Linked DNA regions of Homo sapiens: region 2 is linked to region 1. A link is a contact called in ENCODE Hi-C data. All regions are on one chromosome and are shown on one strand. Each heading gives the region's core, a stretch centred on a gene start or an enhancer-like site at or near the end of the contact. The rest is flanking DNA. Distances are from core to core; before and after follow the strand shown.

What was found. Hi-C counts contacts between places; a loop is a spot of excess contacts on that map. Pooled maps may share reads with other maps.
Region 2: a map of posterior vena cava shows a loop between it and region 1 (10-fold over the local background). The contact joins the promoter of OR2C1 here to the promoter of IL32 in region 1. A Hi-C loop is called at or near these places in 1 of 168 maps with a recorded cell type or tissue (posterior vena cava) and 2 of 50 pooled maps.

What each region holds. Positions count from the first base shown.
Region 1 is chr16:3,064,390-3,067,670 of GRCh38, reverse strand. It overlaps IL32 (interleukin 32), which reads right to left and starts at 2,031. Exons shown (of 7, transcript NM_001376923.1): 1 at 1,984-2,031; 2 at 1,845-1,887; 3 at 256-294; 4 at 58-117. The coding sequence starts at 1,859. RefSeq lists an enhancer at 2,228-2,537.
Region 2 is chr16:3,353,833-3,360,483 of GRCh38, reverse strand. OR2C1 (olfactory receptor family 2 subfamily C member 1) reads right to left here and starts at 4,595. Exons shown (of 1, transcript NM_012368.3): 1 at 3,178-4,595. The coding sequence starts at 4,543. The coding sequence ends at 3,605.

The DNA of each region.
Region 1 (3,281 bases), core at 782-3,281:
GTGGAGTGCCTGGGGGCGGGGACATGTGACCTGGTGCCTGAGGGGAAATCCACCCACCTGTCCACGTCCTGATTCTGCATTTTGCATTTTATCATAAAATCTTTCTATGGCCTGGTGCTGTGAAGAGAGGCAGAGTTGGCACCAAAGGGCCGGATCCTTGTCCCTCCAGGGTCCCAGGTGTCCCACAGTGTCCTCAGTGTCACACGCTGAGACCCAGGCCCCCAACCCCTGAGCAGAAGTAGGGAGGAGCATTACCATTCGGGCCTTCAGCTTCTTCATGTCATCAGAGAGGACCTGCGGAAATAACGGTGACACTCAGTCTCCATGTGTCACCTTAACCTTTCCTCCAGGATAATTTATACACACACACACACACACACACACACACACACACACACAGAGACACATGGCAGAGGTACAGGATAAGAGGAGACAGCAGTCCCAGGAGCCCCTCACAGCCTGGAAAGACCGGCCAGGGCTGTCCTCGAAACGACTCAGAAAGCGCTTCTCTCAGGAGCCGGCTCAGCTGGGCAGGCCCAAGAGCAGGGCCAGCATGGGCCTAGGTGACCCCTCCTCACAAGAGCAGGGCCTGCGTGGGCCTAGGTGACCCCTCCTCACAAGAGCAGGGCCTGCGTGGGCCTAGGTGACCCCTCCTCACAAGAGCAGGGCCTGCGTGGGCCTAGGTGACCCCTCCTCACAAGAGCAGGGCCTGCGTGGGCCTAGGTGACCCCTCCTCACAAGAGCAGGGCCTGCGTGGGCCGGGGTGTCCTCCCTGCACACACACACCCCCCCATGTACACACACGGGAGGATGGACACTGTCCTGGAGCAGGCTGGCTCAGCTGGGTTTCCCACAACCACTATGGTCCCAGGTGAGAGTTGGCCAAGGAAAAAATGTTTAGGGACATGACAATTGAGAAGGTAACAGCAGCCATTCCTCTCTGATGAGCTGATTAATATTTGGGGTGCCAGGTAGGTCCACCCTACAACCTGCCACTCTTCCCGACTGCCAACATGCAGACCCACAGGTCCCGGGCCATTCCTGCCTGCAGACACGTGGCTGCATCCACAGAGGCCAGAGGCACCCCACAGAATCCCCGCTGAGCCCCCACGTCAAGGGCCTAGTCTCGGGGGTGACATGCCTGGTTTCCCCCACTATAGAGTGGTGACAGTCACCCACAGAGTGCGCAGGGCCTGGGGACATATTCTGGGCAGGGCAGCTGTCTGCACACTTTCAGGCAGCGATGGTCCCATCCCGCTAGCCTGATTTCCCAGGAACCAGGGTGAAAGCAGCACCGTGCCGACATGCGGGAGCCATGTGTCCTCCGGGTCACTGTCCTGAACCTGAGCCAGGCCACATCATGGAAACCCCTATTGTCACAGGCCGAAGAGCTCCCTGGAGGGTGTGGTGGGCCTAGCATTTGCGGTGGGGCAGTGGTAGAGGATGGGAGGTCGGAGGGAACCCAGGAAAGGAGGAAGAGACACCAGGACCCACACAGGCCTTGCTCTTGGGCCCACCCAGCTGAGCCGGCCTCTGAGAGAAGCATTCTCCGAGTCGTTTCCAGCAGAGCCCTGCCCCACCCCTGCCCCGGGCTTTCCGGGCTGTGAAGGGCTCCTGGGACAGGTGCTCCCTCTCATCCACACCCCTGCCGTTCTCCAGCGCCCCCGACACATATGACCTCCAGCGCCTCCACTGACACTCTCACCCCATCACTATCCTCCTGCCGCTGGGTGCCCCTGACTGAGCCCTGACACACAGGCACCTCGGGAAATACTGAGGGCACCCGCACCCTTACGGTCTGTTTTCAGACATGCCCACAAAAGCACACGCAGCCTCTCACTCACCTTCGGGAAGCACATGGCGGCCAAAAGTTCAAGGAGCCAAGGCCTGCTGGCGAGGAACAGGTGTGAGGAAAAGAAAGTGTCTCAGAGAAGCACCCTCCTCCCCAGAGGGTCCTCACCTTCGGGGACCCCAACTCCCCACCTGAGATGACCCAGCTCCACTGAGACAGTCACCTTCTGCACGCAGTCTTCCTGGCACAAATACTCAGCTGGTTTTATGGGGAAAGTGGGGGGTAGTGGGCGGAGCCTCTCTCAGGGCAGGAGGCCTTGCTGAGTGCGTGAAAAACAGACAGAGACAGAGACAGAGACAGAGACAGACAGAGATGGAGACTTACCCGAGAGAGACAGAGGTCTGGGGTCCCTGGGAGGAATGAGGGTCCGTCCCTGGCTGGGCCCCTGCTCCCTCTGAGCTGGGGTGGGAGTCTCTGAGCCCAGGAATGGGCTGCTTTCCCCACCCCACCAGCCTGAGAGTGGGGAGGGGCAGAGGGAAAGTCCAGACTCGGGACAGCTGGCTGGGGAAACTCCCTGAGTACAGGAAGGTGACGTCAGCCAAGTGGGATCCAAGGACAAAGGAATTTGGACCCTGTCCTTGCATGAGGTGTGCCCCGGCTCCAGAGGCCAGAGAAACTTCTGGATCAGAAGGAGGCAGGAACTGCCGGACCTAAGAGGGGCGCCGTGAGGGCAGGGGCCTGTGCACGTTGGAGGGGTGGCTAGTGGTGATGTAGATCTACCTGTGGGACAAGATAGGACCCTCTGCAGGGTGGAAGGCATCCTGCCGGCTGTCTGAGCTTGGCTGACCAGGTCCTTCTGACCCTTCTGGGCCAAGGCAAGGCCATCTGGGGCCGAAGGTCACTGGTCTCAGCAATCTTGGGGCTCCCCTACGGGCTCTTCTAGCTCCACGGGTTCTGACCCTCCAGCCTGGCTGGGCCTCCCACCTCCTCCTCACGGCCCCCAGCCCCCTTCCCCCAGCTGAGCACAACCACGCCCTTGCCTTTGGGATGGTTTCCTGGGGCCAAACTAAGGAAGTACCACGACAAGGGGCCCTAAGTCGAAGACGTCTCTTCCCTCACGATCTGCAGGCTGGAGGTCCAAGGTCAATGTGGGCAGCGTGGGGTCCTTCTGAGGGCCCGGAGCTGGGATTCTGTTCAGGTTTCTCCTGCCCTTGTAGATGGCCATCTTCATCTTCATCACGTTCTGCCTGGGTGTGACTGTCCCCCTTTCCCCTTTCCAAAGGACACCAGTCATATTGAAATAGGGTCCACCCTAGGCCGGGCGCAGTGGGTCACGCCTGTAATCCCAACACTTTGGGAGGCCGAGGCGGGCAGATCACCTAAGGTCAGGAGTTCTAGACCAGCCTGGCCAACATGGTGAAACCTTGTCTCTACTAAAAATACAAAAATTAGCCTTGCGTGGTGGCCGGCACCTGTATTCCCAGCTACT
Region 2 (6,651 bases), core at 3,346-5,845, 290 kb before region 1:
CAATAACAAGGAGCTTGCTTTATATTTGCTTCTTTTCCTCCCAAATTTTGACCTTGTTTCATGAACACCATTGAGAATGGAACATAAGCGTATGTGTGTTGACGAAGTTATATGCGATCCCTGTGATGTATTCATTTCCTCACCATAGCCAGTCAGCTTGTTCTTCTTCCTCTAATTCCCTGTGTCTTACCACACCCAGAACTCTGTGTTAGTTACAAAATGTCCAATTTTTTCCATATGGAGGCTCTACAGCACTCATATGTCTCAGGAATACCTGTCCATTTTCTTCCTATTTCCTCCCAAGTTATTTCACAACTTAAATGAATTGACTGGAGGATGCAACTGTTCAGTCTCTTGGTACTGTTCTCATAACGTAATCAGCTGGCATTTTGGTTTATATAACAGCTTTAGGAACTTGGTCATTGTGAACCTACTTCTTGAGAACTTGACCTAATCTGAGTGTACTGATCAATGAAAATGTTGAGCCTGGCCATGTGCAATGACTCACACCTGTAATCCCAGCATTTTGGGAGGCTGAGGAGGGTGAATCGCTTGAGACCAGGGGTTTGAGACCAGCTAGCCAACATGGTGAAACCCTGTCTCCACCAAAAAAAAAAAAAAAAATTGGCCTGGCATGGTGGCATACACCTGTAATCCCAGATACTCAGGAGGCTGAGGCACAAGAATTGCTTGAACCCAGGAGACAGAGGTTGCAGTGAGCTGAGATCGCCACTGCACTCCAGCCTGGGCAACCGAGCAAGGCTCTGTCTCAAACAAAACAAAACAAAACAAAACAAAACCAGTGTTGAGCCTGCAAGACTCTGGACTTTAATAAATTCGCCAAGATAATGTTAACAGTTGTCTACTTCTGGAGACGTATTTGAGTATTGCTGTATGAGGAACTGGCAAAATGGCTTTGATCTGCTATTGGAAAAACAAACTCATGACAGGACAGTATGATTAGATGTCTTTGGAAGGAATTATGGTAATGTGGAAAAGGGAACATTTATCATTGTTTGTTCAATGCTGTCCAAGGGATGGGATGACCCCAAAGTGGCAAACATGAAGACGGTCCATTTGACAAATTTAGTTCTTAGCAAGATAAAGGAGGACTCATGAAGCTTATTAATTATATTTGCTAAACACTTATTGAGTATCTACTATGTATAAGGCATGTGTTTCAAAATTATGGGGACACAAAGCCAAAGCCCCTTTTGAACTAGTTCTAAAACCTATTGATTCCCTTTTCTATGGTAATGTAGTTGTCATGCAACTTTCTTATATTAACCTAGCTTCTCTGTCTGGGAAAATAGTAAATGAATCGTGGTAACAGGTGGGGATCCCTTTGGCAATTCTAGGAATGTGCAGAATCACAAATTGGCATTCTGATCCCAACATGTGAGTTCCTGAAAGATGAGTAATTAATTGTGTGCTGAACTGATTGCTGAATTTTAGGAACTGCAGGGCTTCAAGACTAGATCTTGAGGCAGAGAACATACTTTATGGATGGATGATCTTTCCTGGGGTCTTAAATTTGCATAAGGAATCTTAGGACATTCCATTATCCACTGACCAGACTAGCATACCCAAATGCTGGTAAGACATCTGATGTCTGGGACTTTTGGATGGGATGATTTCAATAAGAGAGTAGCAAGGGACCCTCTTTGGCTAGAATCAAAAGGCAAATGACCTTTTTGTTTTGTTTTGTTTTATTTTTGGAGACAGAGTCTTGCTCTTGTCACCCAGGCTGAAGTGCAGTTGTGCAATCTCAGCTCACTGCAACCTTAGTTCACTGCAACCTCCACCTCCCGGGTTCAAGCAAGTCTCCTGCCTCAGCCTCCCAAGTAGCTGGACTATAGGTGTGCACCACCACACCTGGCTAATTTTTGTATTTTTGGTAGAAATGGGGTTTCACTATGTTGGCCAGGCTGGCTCAAACTCCTGACCTCAGGTGACCCACCCACCTCAGCCTCCCAAAGTGCTGAGATTACAGGCATGAGCCACTGTGCCCAGCTGCAAATGACCTTTTTAATCTTTTCTTTCTTTTTTTTTTTTTTTTTTTTTTTTTTTTGAGATGGAGTTTCGCTCTTATTGCCCAGGCTAGAGTGCAGTAGTGCAATCTCGTCTCACGGCAACCTCCACCCTCCAGCTTCAAATGATTCTCCTGCCTCAGCCTCCCAAGTCGCTGGGGTTACAGGCACCCACCACCATGCCCAACTAATTTTTTTCATATTTTTAGTAGAGACGGGGTTTCACCGTGTTGGTCAGGCTGGTCTCGAACTGCTGACCTCGTGATCCACCCACCTCGGCCTCCCAAAGTGCTGGGATTACAGGCGTGAGCCACCGTGCCTGGCTTAATCTTTTATTATTAAATAATAGATTAGTAGAAGAGAAATTGGAATATAGGCATAAGGGAGAGGGTAAACAAGATGATGGAGAGATATATGGATGGAAAGTATGGACAGATATACTACATTATTATTATTGTTATTATTATTATTATTGAGACGGAGTTTTGCTCGTTACCCAGGCTGGAGTGCAATGGCACGATCTCAGCTCACCACAACCTCTGCCTCCCGAGTTCAAGCGATTCTCCTGCCTCAGCCTCCCGAGTAGCTGGGATTACAGGCATGTGCCACGATGCAAGGCTAATTTTGTATTTTTAGTGGAGACAGTGTTTCTCCATGTTGGTCAGGCTGGTCCCGAACTCCTGACCTCAGGTGATCCACCCGCCTCGGCCTCCCAAAGTGCTGGGATTACAGGTGTGAGCCACTGCACCCAGTGGTATACTGCATTATTAAGAAGAGACAGGCCAGGTGCGGTAGATCACACCCATAATCCCAGCACTTGGGGAAGTCAAGGCAGGAAGATTACTTGAGGCCAAGAATTCTAGACCAGCCTGGGCTGTTAACAGAGTGAGACCCCATCTGTAAAAAATAAAAATAAAAATTAGTTAGGTGTGGTAGCATGTGCCTATAGTCCCAGCTACTCAGAAGACTGAAGGATTGCTTGAGCCCAGGAGTTGAAGGCTGCAGTGAGCTAAGATCATGCCACTCTACTTCAGCCTGGGCAACAGAGCAAGACTCCAACTCTTAAAAAAAATGAAGAAGAGACAAAAAGAGGTAGGCAAAGATAATGACAGATAGGGTAAAAACATGAATTGTTTGGGTCTTCATATGAAGTTAATAATACATGGCTTGATTTTATGGAATTATAGTAACATTATGTAAGATACTGCAAGTGGAGGTGCTTTGCTTAGAAAAGTACAGAATTCTGCAGAAATATAAGGCATATTAAATAACATGTGGGCAACAGAGACAGAGACAGTGAGACAGGTCTGTCACAGGTCAATAACCTCTGAGCCCTCAACAACATGTCTCCCCTGCTATCGGTAGTCCACAGTAGGATTTTTGGTAAATAAGTGTAGAACATTACGAATAACACTAACCATGTTCCCAACAGCTTAGGGCTGTCAGCTTAGGGCTGTCAGGAACATGCCTTGGTTTTACCGGAATTAGTATTCCTCATGTTCACCTGGCCAGAGAGAGTTAATGAGAAACGCATGTAGAGATGAAGACGCAATAAATAACGAAGGAGTGTTCTCTCAGCCAACTTCTCTTCCTTTCCCCAGCAACCTCCTCAGTGCGCCCTTCACTTCCATGTTCCGCAGCGTGTAGATGAGGGGATTCACCATGGGTGTGACCAACGAGTAGAACAGGGAAATGAACTTGCCCTGGTCCTGTTTGCTGTTCTTGGCCGGAAGCAGATACCCATAGCTGGCTGAGCCATAGAAGAGGAACACCACCAGCAGATGGGAGAGGCACGTATTGAACGCCTTTCGCCTCCCCTCTGCAGAGCGGATTTTCAGCACTGCCTGAGCAATGAGGCAGTAGGAGATCACGATGATGCTTAGTGGGACTGCAGTGAAGAAGGTGCAGACACCATTGAGCACAGCCTGGTTGAGACTTGTGTCGCCACAGGCCAGTTTGATCATGGCAGGCACCTCGCAGAGGAATCCCTCCACCCTCCGGTGCCCACACAATGGGAGCTGCAGAGTGAATGTTGACTGGATCACAGAGTTGCCCAAGCCACCCAGGCAGGCAATCACAGCCAGCAGCCAGCAGAGCTGGGGGTTCATGATGGCGGTGTAGCGGAGGGGCCGGCACACTGCCACGTAGCGGTCAAATGCCATCACCACCAGCAGGATGCACTCGGTGGCCCCCAGCCAAAGGAAGACATAGAGCTGGGTTATGCAGCCACCATAGCTGATGGTCTTGCCTGGTCCCCATAAATTGATCAGCATTTGGGGGACTGAACTAGTAGCGAAAGCAAGGTCCAAGGAGGAGAGGTTGCTGAGGAAGAAGTACATGGGTGTATGGAGCCGGGCCTCCAGGCGGGAAAGCAAGATGATGGTTGAGTTCCCAAGTAGGGTCAGCAAATAGGAGAAGAGGATGGCTATAAAAAAGATCATCTCCAGCTGGGGATGGTCTGATATGCCCATCAGAACAAAGCCCTGCAAGGAGCTATCATTCACCCCGTCCATCACTGGTTGTCTTCAGTCACTTGATGAATTCATTTAGCGCAAGCTGCTGGAAGAAAAGTCAAGAAAAAGCTGTTGGATGAGGTGGATTTGCATCAGGAACGGTCTAATAGTTCTCTGGGATCCATAGTTAAGTAACAACCTATTTTTTGTTTGTTTTTTGAGACAGAGTCTCTCACTGTCACCCAGGTTGGAGTGCAGTGGCACAATCTCAGCTCACTGCAACCTCCTTCTCCCTGGCTCAAGCAATCCTCTTGTCTCAGCCTCCCAAGTAACTGTGACCACAGGTGTGTGCCACCACATCCAAATAACTTTTGTATTTTTTGTAGAGATGGGGTTTTGCCATGTTGCCCAGGGTTGTCTCCAACTCTTGGGCTCAAGTGATCCATCTGCCTCAGCCTCCCAAAGTGCTGGGATTACAGGCATGAACCACTGCACCTGGACTCCAACTTACTTTTTAAGATTGCAAGCTTTTTTTTTTTTTTTGAGACAGAGTCTCGCTCTGTCACCCAGGCTGGAGTGCAGTGGTGCAATCTCGGCTCATTGCAACTTCCGCCTCCCAGGTGCAAGCAATTCTCCTGCCTCAGCCTCACGAGTAGCTGGGACTACAGGCATGCACCACCATGCCTGGCTAATTTTTGTTTTAGTAGAGACGGGGTTTCACCATGTTGGCCAGGCTGGTCTCGAACTCCTGACCTCGTGATATGCCAGCCTCAGCCTCTCAAAAAGCTGGGATTACAGGTGTGAGCCACCGTGCGTGGCCTAGATTTCAAACTTCTGTTGTAATCCCCATCTACTGTTGGTTACACACCGAATGGAAAAGTTGATTCCATCAGAATGTCAGGTATGAGCTAACACGGAAATGAAGGAAGTGCCTCATGATGACAAAACCAAAAGACCCCAAGAACTGAAGAGCCCTTCAGTTCAGAACAATGGCTATGACGGGATAGAGAGAGTTGACCATTAGAATTAGATGTGAAAGTTCTCAAAAACTTTCAGTCAGACTGAAATTTCAGTCAGGCATGGTGGCTCACACCTGTAATCCCAGCATTTTAAGAGGCTGAGGTGGGAGGATCTCTTGAGCCCCAGTGTTCAAGGCAGCAGTGAGCCCCTGTACTCCAATGCCTGAGTGACAGAGGGAGACCCTATCTCTTGAAAACAACAGCAACAACACATTTCCCCAGCCAAGATTCTGATACGCTCAGGGAAGGGGGGAAGCAGACACATTGTATTTGGAAAAGCTCCCCAGAATTTTCTGTTAAATTTCCTCTGCTCTCTTCTACATCCCTCCCCTCTGAGTTTTACCTCAGTGCTGGATCTAGAAAGATGATGTTTGAGGAATAACATGATGAATCTATAAAGTCACAGAAATAATGGAAAGAGTAGATACAGACTTATGCTCCAAATACAGAAGCTGGGAATGTACAATTTAAGAGGAGGTCAATGTAGAGCAAACAAAACTTCACTTAAGCTTAAATAAGTTTAGGTGGAAAAGGCAAAAGATATAAACAGAGGTTACACAAAAAGGGGTTAAAATAGTTAATGGGTATTCATAATTAGTAAGGGAAATTAGAAGATTTACAGAGGAGATCCCTCTTTTGAGGTATATAACTACTGTGTCCACGTCTAAATCATCAAATAATTCTTAACATCTCATGAGACCGGGTACAGTGGCTCACGCCTGTAATCCCAACACTTTGGGAGGTCAAAGTGGGCAGATCACTTGAGGCCAAGAGTTTGAGATCAGCCTGGCCAACATGGTGAAACCCCGTCTCTACTAATAATACAAAAAATTTGTCGGGCATGGTGGCGGGCGCCTGCAGCCCCAGCTACTCAGGAGGCTGAGGCAGCAGAAACACTTGAAACAGGGAGGCGGAAGTTGCAGTGAGTTGAGATTGCACTACTACACTTCAGCCTGGGCAACAGAGCTAGACTCTGTCTCAAAAAAAAAAAAAAAAAAGAAAAGAAAAGAAAAACAAACAAACAAACAAAAAACCCATCTCATGAACAAAAAAATCAGCTCTTGTTAATAATGGGCCAATCACCATCCCCTTTCCTTGGCCAGGATCTCAACTTTTCTGAAGATCATAAACCACAGCCCTTCCCCTTCC